2 separate regions of the Homo sapiens genome follow, and region 1 is linked to region 2. A link is a loop called in an ENCODE intact Hi-C map of the cell type or tissue named here. Cell type or tissue: PC-3. All regions are shown on one strand. Each heading gives the region's core, and the rest is flanking DNA. Links, peaks and the distances in the headings are about the cores only. Region 1 overlaps TMEM273 (transmembrane protein 273). Region 2 overlaps ARHGAP22 (Rho GTPase activating protein 22).

Region 1 (2,914 bases), core at 226-2,725, 610 kb before region 2:
AGGGGGGTTGGCACAATCACAGGTTCTCCTAAGTGTGCAGCTGCGGCACCTGGCCAGGAGGGTGTCCCAGTCCCCGCTGACCCAAGGGCAGCACTCAGATGGCTGTGGGTTGGGCGCTGAGTCAGCATCTCCCACCATGGAATCAGGGTGGACTGGCCATTATAAGGGTTTTCACACAGGGCTCTTGGAGGACATGAGGAGGCCATGGATGGAGTCTGGAAGGGTGAGAAGGATTGACTTCCTAGAACCTTTGTTGCCTTTGTGGGTCCAGGTAGCGGTAGCATCTGTGGTGAGGAGTGCAGGAGGAGTCTGTTTTGAATGGATGGGCTGTGTTGGCCATGGCGAAGACCCTGGCACCATGTGGCCTCAGGGGCCCTCTGCTGGGTGCTTAGGTACCCAGGCAGAGGACACAGACTGCTGTGGCCAGCTCAGCCCCTGTGGTCAGGAATATTGAAACATGTGGAGATTCTAGCACAGTGACCTTCTCACCACGGGGAAGGCTCTAAAGTACTAGAGCTCCCCCCAGCACAGGGACGCTACCTTGACCATCTGAATTCCTGGCACACATTGAGGGGGACTTTGAGTTAAGGCACTTTGCTTTGCAAATCGCCAGACCTTGAAGCAGACCATGCTTCAGGGACATCTTAGCCACGGACTTCACATAGAATGAAATTTCACAAAGCTCGATCCTTAATCCTGTTGTGTGTGTGCGCACGCATATGTGTGTGTGTGCATGTATTGCCTGTCTATATGTGTGTGTGCATTTATTGCCTGTGTATATGTGTGTGTATGTGCATGTGGCCATTCATGATGGACTCTGACACACATACATCTGTGTGGGATGATGCTGCTGTGAGCAATACAACACAGACCCATTTGAAAACACTGCTGAATGAGCAGTCACTGTGCTTTTTATGTTCTTATGCATGATCATCTAAGAGGAGCGTCTCTGTTATATGTGTTTTTTGGAAGTTCTGGGTTATTTTGAGCTATCAGGGCTATAGAAGGCATTTTCCATAATCCAGGAAAGATGGCTCCAATAGTTATTCAACAATGAACTTTCTGAAAGCGAAGTTCATGAGAAAACATGAAGGGATGCTAGAGGAAGCAAGTGGGTGAGGGAGGCAAGAAATAAAGGCCAGGAGAGAGGGAGGCTGGGAGGCAATGGCTGGATGGGAGTTTATACCCCTGATAATTAATACATCGCCCTCACCACGTGCAGGGAGCTGTTCTTGGCAGGTATCGTAACAGAGCTCCTCTGCAAATAGAGGGACTTTCAGAGAGGAGAAGCAGGATTCGAGTTTCCAAAACTAACACTAGATGGAGTCAGGCTGAGTCATGAGGAAGTCAGACCCAAAAGAGCAAGCTAATGACAAGCAAGCCACTCTCTTGCAGCAAGTTTTGCATTGTCTTTCTGGCTTCTAAGGCTTAGGCAATGAACACCCTTTTATCTTGTTTTGCAGGCGAAACCACAATTTCTCCAAAAGGTGAGTTGTAAGAGTGATCACTTGTCTTAAAAGGAGGACAGGCAGTCTCTGCCCCATGGGGCTGCATGGGTTTTCGGCATGACCTCTCCCTCCCCTGGCCACGTGGGACGGGCAACCATGGCATGGCCAGGAGCCCTCATGCCAGGACAGCTGTGAGACCAGGAATCAGCATCACCTTGGGACATGATGGTACTTGGCAAGATTTAACATGAAGCTGTGGGGCATTTGCCCAGTTAGAGCTGAGAAAATGGTTTTAACAGGATAGGTAAACTTTTTTTCATTCTCCAAGACCTATCCTATGATAGTGTCCAATCTAATAATTAGCCAATTTAGTCCATTTGATGAAAAAAATTCCCAAACATCTCTTCATGTCATCATGCTATCAGTTTGGCTGGGTATTTGCATCTCAGTGCTGCTTTGGGGTCTCGGAGAGGACGAAGCCTGTATGTGGAGGGCCGGTCTACAGAAGGGGACAGGATCTCGGACCCCTGATTGAATGAGCCTATGGATGAAGACTCCTAGGAATGAAGGCATCTTCACCAGGGTTTTGAGAATCATCATTTCACAATCCACATTCCCCAGCTTGGCTTTTCCTCACCTCATGCCCCTTGCATGTGCCAAACCCACTGAGAATTTGCTCCCTGTCTGACCAGCCCAGGATGGTCACACAGGCCTGGGGCAATCTCTTGACCTCACTCTCCTGCTTTATGAAAAATTTTCAAATCCAAAGAAAAGTTGAAAGAACGGGACAATCAAAATATATACACCCTTCACCTAGGGTCACTCACTGACACGGTGCCCCCTTTGCTTTATCTCTGTGTACATAAGCCTTTTTTGACTGATCTACTTGCAAATTAGTGTAGATATCATGATATTTCACCCCTGAATACAGCACCATTGTGTTTCCTATTGTGTATAATCACAATACAGTGACCACTCCTAAGAAAATTAATGCTAATTTAATATCATCTATTATACAGTCCATATTTAAATTTCTCTGGTTATTTCAGAAGTATCTTTTATTGCTCTATTTTTTATTGTGCTATTTTCCAATCCAGAAAAAATATTTGTATTTATTTTGTCTTTTTTTTAAGTCTCTTTCAGTATTGAACAGCCCCTCTGCTTTTTATCCTTATGGCATTGTTAATTGAGAAGTCCCTAAGCCCCGTTGTCTTATACAATGTCCCATTTTCTGGATTTGTCTGATCGTTTTCTCCTGAGTAGATTCAGATTGAAGTTTTTGGTCAGAAATACCATGAAGTGATGTTGTGTATCTTTTGTTGTATTGCATCACTGTTGGTGATGCTTCGTTTGCTTGGTTAAGGGAGTGACCACTAGATTTCTACATTTGTAGAAATTAGAATTTTCCCCTCTGAAATGAATAATACGAGGGGTGGCACTTTGACACTATGTGAATATCCCGACCC
Region 2 (2,914 bases), core at 228-2,727:
TGCAGCTGCTGAGCAGTTCAGGGAGAGCGGGACGGGTGGTGGGCGGTGAGCGGTCCAGTCAGCCTTTGCAGAGTGCGGCGCAGCTATCTGCAGAGCAGAGCACAATGCCAGTGCTGCCCGGGGCCCAAGAGTGGTCCCCTCTGCTCCCCTCCCACTGGGGGCTCCGGATTTAGGATGCTTCCTATCAGCCTGCTCAGATGGGACCTGGGAGGCTGCACTCGAAGCTCATGCTTGGTTCTGGCTGCAGCTGGCAAAGCTCCCCATCCTTCACAGCCCATGAAGATGTCAGGCCAGAGGGGTAAGGTGAATCTCCTGAGGCCAAACAGCTGGCAGGTACAGGAGCCTGGACCCTCCCAGGTCAGCCTGACCCCAGAAGGGTGGGCTTCCTGTTACAGCAGTTGCTGACTGAGGCTTCAGCTATAGGCCATGTTGGGGCTAAAAACGAATAAGAAGATTGGATGAACCCACCTTAAACCACAGCAACGTGCAGTCACAGGAAGGCCAAGAAACCCATTCACATCCAACTCAGCAAACCTCTCGTGTGACCTCAGCTTTGAGCCAGCCTTGCAGGGCCCTGAGATGAGCAGGGGTCAGTCTCTGCCATTAGGGAGTCTGGGGACATTTTCTTCCTGAGCTCAAGGCACAATAAGGACTTATCCTCACTAGGCTGAGCACAGTTACCTGGGGGCAGGAGCAGGAAGTATCACCAAGTGGGCCATGCCAGTGTGCACCAAGCACAGCCCCCGGGGTAAATGTGCAAAGACCAAGAGGAAATCCAGGCTGGGTGGGTGAAGGGTGGCAAGTGCATCTGGGGGGACAAGGGGCTTCTCCTACAGTTCCGAGGGTGCCAGGTGGCAGGCTCTGTGAGCAGTGAACTAACAGGCGCAGGAAGGAGCCTAACAGCCCCGCCTGGGGTCTGGGCCTAGGCCAGGAAATCAGGGCAGGATATGAGGAAGGAGGACAAACCCCGGATCACTTCCAGGCTATGCCTGTGCTGGCCTGTGGTACTGGTCACACCACAATGGGTCCCTCACTCTCCAACCAGCACCCCCAAGAGGGGGAAAAACTTGACAACTCTTGGAAATGTGACAGAATTCCAAGGAAGGTCATGCCTAGAATTAACTACGTAAATTTTAAGCCATAGTTCTATTTGTGCAATTCAACGGTATAAAAAATGACAATGTTTTCAAAGTAGAATTAAAAATGAGGAAACATTATACTGTGAGTGCCATCTAGTGGAGAGATCTGCCAGTTCTGGGCCAGAAAGTGCAGGCCCTGTTGCCCACCCCCAGCCTTTCAGCCAGCACAGCTAGATAGGAGTGGAGCTTGAGGCCAAGCCATCTGGCTTCCAAAGCCACACACTAAAATTGCCCTCCAACACAGACATCTGGCCATATGGGGCCTCCTACAGATTCTAGCATTGTTCCCATCTGGGCTGGGAGGTCTTGGAACTTGATACAGCATACACCTCTGGTTCCAAAAGCACCTGAGAACCTGCACATCCAGCCACTGAGCAAGACACAGAGAAAACACTCTTATAAGGGGGCTTTAGTGCCAGTGGGACTTCTGTCCTCTTGTGGCTGTGGCCTGCCACTGCTTTCCCGACATGGTCAGTATATAAAGCGTACTGAGAGGTGGGAGCAATTGCTTTGGGCAGAGGTGACGGTCTCCTCCCTGAAGCTGCGGGGACACGCAGGAAAACCACTTATAAAGTTTAAGGGAGGCTGAGAGAAAGGGTGACTGGCATTTGTGTCTTGCTTGGACAGTTGCTTACACACAAGATTTGCTTTTCATGGTTACCCAGGCAAGGAAAATCTGACTGAGGACTGATGGCAAATGGGGTTCTGCCAGGCACACCTCCTGCCGTAAGCATCCAGTTCTCAAGAGGAGCAGAATGTGAAGCCTCTGTGGGACCACAGGCCTGGGCACTGATGGAGAAAAGAGGATGACATGGGCCCTCAGACTTTCTAGAATTCTCATAGTGCAGGGCAGACAGGCAAGATGCCACCTGCAGGAAGTCAGCTGAGATTTGAGGTCAGAACGCACAACAGATCCCCAGTGCCCAGAGGAGCTGGTTGGGAGGGTGCCCCTGCCCCAGTTCACAACACCGTCCACCAGGGAGGGAACTGCAACCTTGCCTGGCAAGCAAAGAAAGGTCTACATTTCCCCTCTGCCTCCTTCCCACCCCAGTGCCCAGGGTGCAGTTCAGGGAAGAGTCTAGGAGAAGCAACCCCTATCTATGCCAGCACACCCCAGTCCGTGAGGGCCACAGTGCTGGGGGAGCAGCACAAAAAGAGCTTTGAACCAGATGTGAGGGAACAGAATTAAGGATTGGAGAGATCCTTAATGAGACTGTTAGAATAACTAAGAGTGGCACACACTCTGGACCCTGGGAAAATCACCAAGTGAGCAACGACTCAAAGGGAAGGTAGGAAGTGATAGGCATAGTTATTGGGAAAGTAAAACCATTTCATGTTTATTCTCCAGTGAGCTTAGCTTTTTTGTATTAGGGTAAGTGAACTGCTGGAATAACCCCCAAATCTCAGGATCTTGACACAAGAATGTATTTGTCTTTCATATAAAGTCAAAAATGAACACTTGTGATTGGCAGGCAGTTGATCTCCCAGCATCTTCCTATTTCATGGTTTCGCCATCTGAAACCTGTGGCTTGCAAAAGTATCCTAGTTGTTTCCATGCTAGGAGGCCATCATGCCTGGGAGATGTGTTGGTCCAGGCCTGGAAGTGGCCCCATCATCCCGTCACAGCCCATTGGCCAGAATGCAGTTGCATGGCTACACCTCGGAGCAAGAGAGTCTGGGAAATGGAGTCCACCTCTTTCCAGGAGGAAGGCAAGGCTGGTTTGGTGAACAGTCAGTAGTCCTGCCATTCTGTATAATGATCTGTTACCTTGGAG

Evidence for each region. Hi-C counts contacts between places; a loop is a spot of excess contacts. Peaks named below come from ENCODE experiments on the same cell type or tissue, not always from the same donor. Only the 100,000 strongest peaks of a DNase experiment are listed, where the experiment ranks them.
Region 1: a loop joins it to region 2, with 18 times the contacts of the local background. A loop is called at or near these places in 7 of 110 quality-filtered maps.

What each region holds. Positions count from the first base shown.
Region 1 is chr10:49,160,172-49,163,085 of GRCh38, reverse strand. TMEM273 (transmembrane protein 273) reads left to right here. Exons shown (of 7, transcript NM_001288740.3): 6 at 1,464-1,487. Among named protein-coding and RNA genes, the nearest start is that of TMEM273, 27 kb to the left of the region's middle. In PC-3, for the core only: a CTCF peak has its summit at 1,313; a DNase peak (open chromatin) is centred at 1,335; H3K27me3 peaks cover 170 bases.
Region 2 is chr10:48,550,353-48,553,266 of GRCh38, reverse strand. The region is part of intron 3 of ARHGAP22 (Rho GTPase activating protein 22); the gene reads left to right. Among named protein-coding and RNA genes, the nearest start is that of ARHGAP22-IT1, 40 kb to the right of the region's middle. In PC-3, for the core only: a CTCF peak has its summit at 1,234 (motif pointing left); a DNase peak (open chromatin) is centred at 1,236.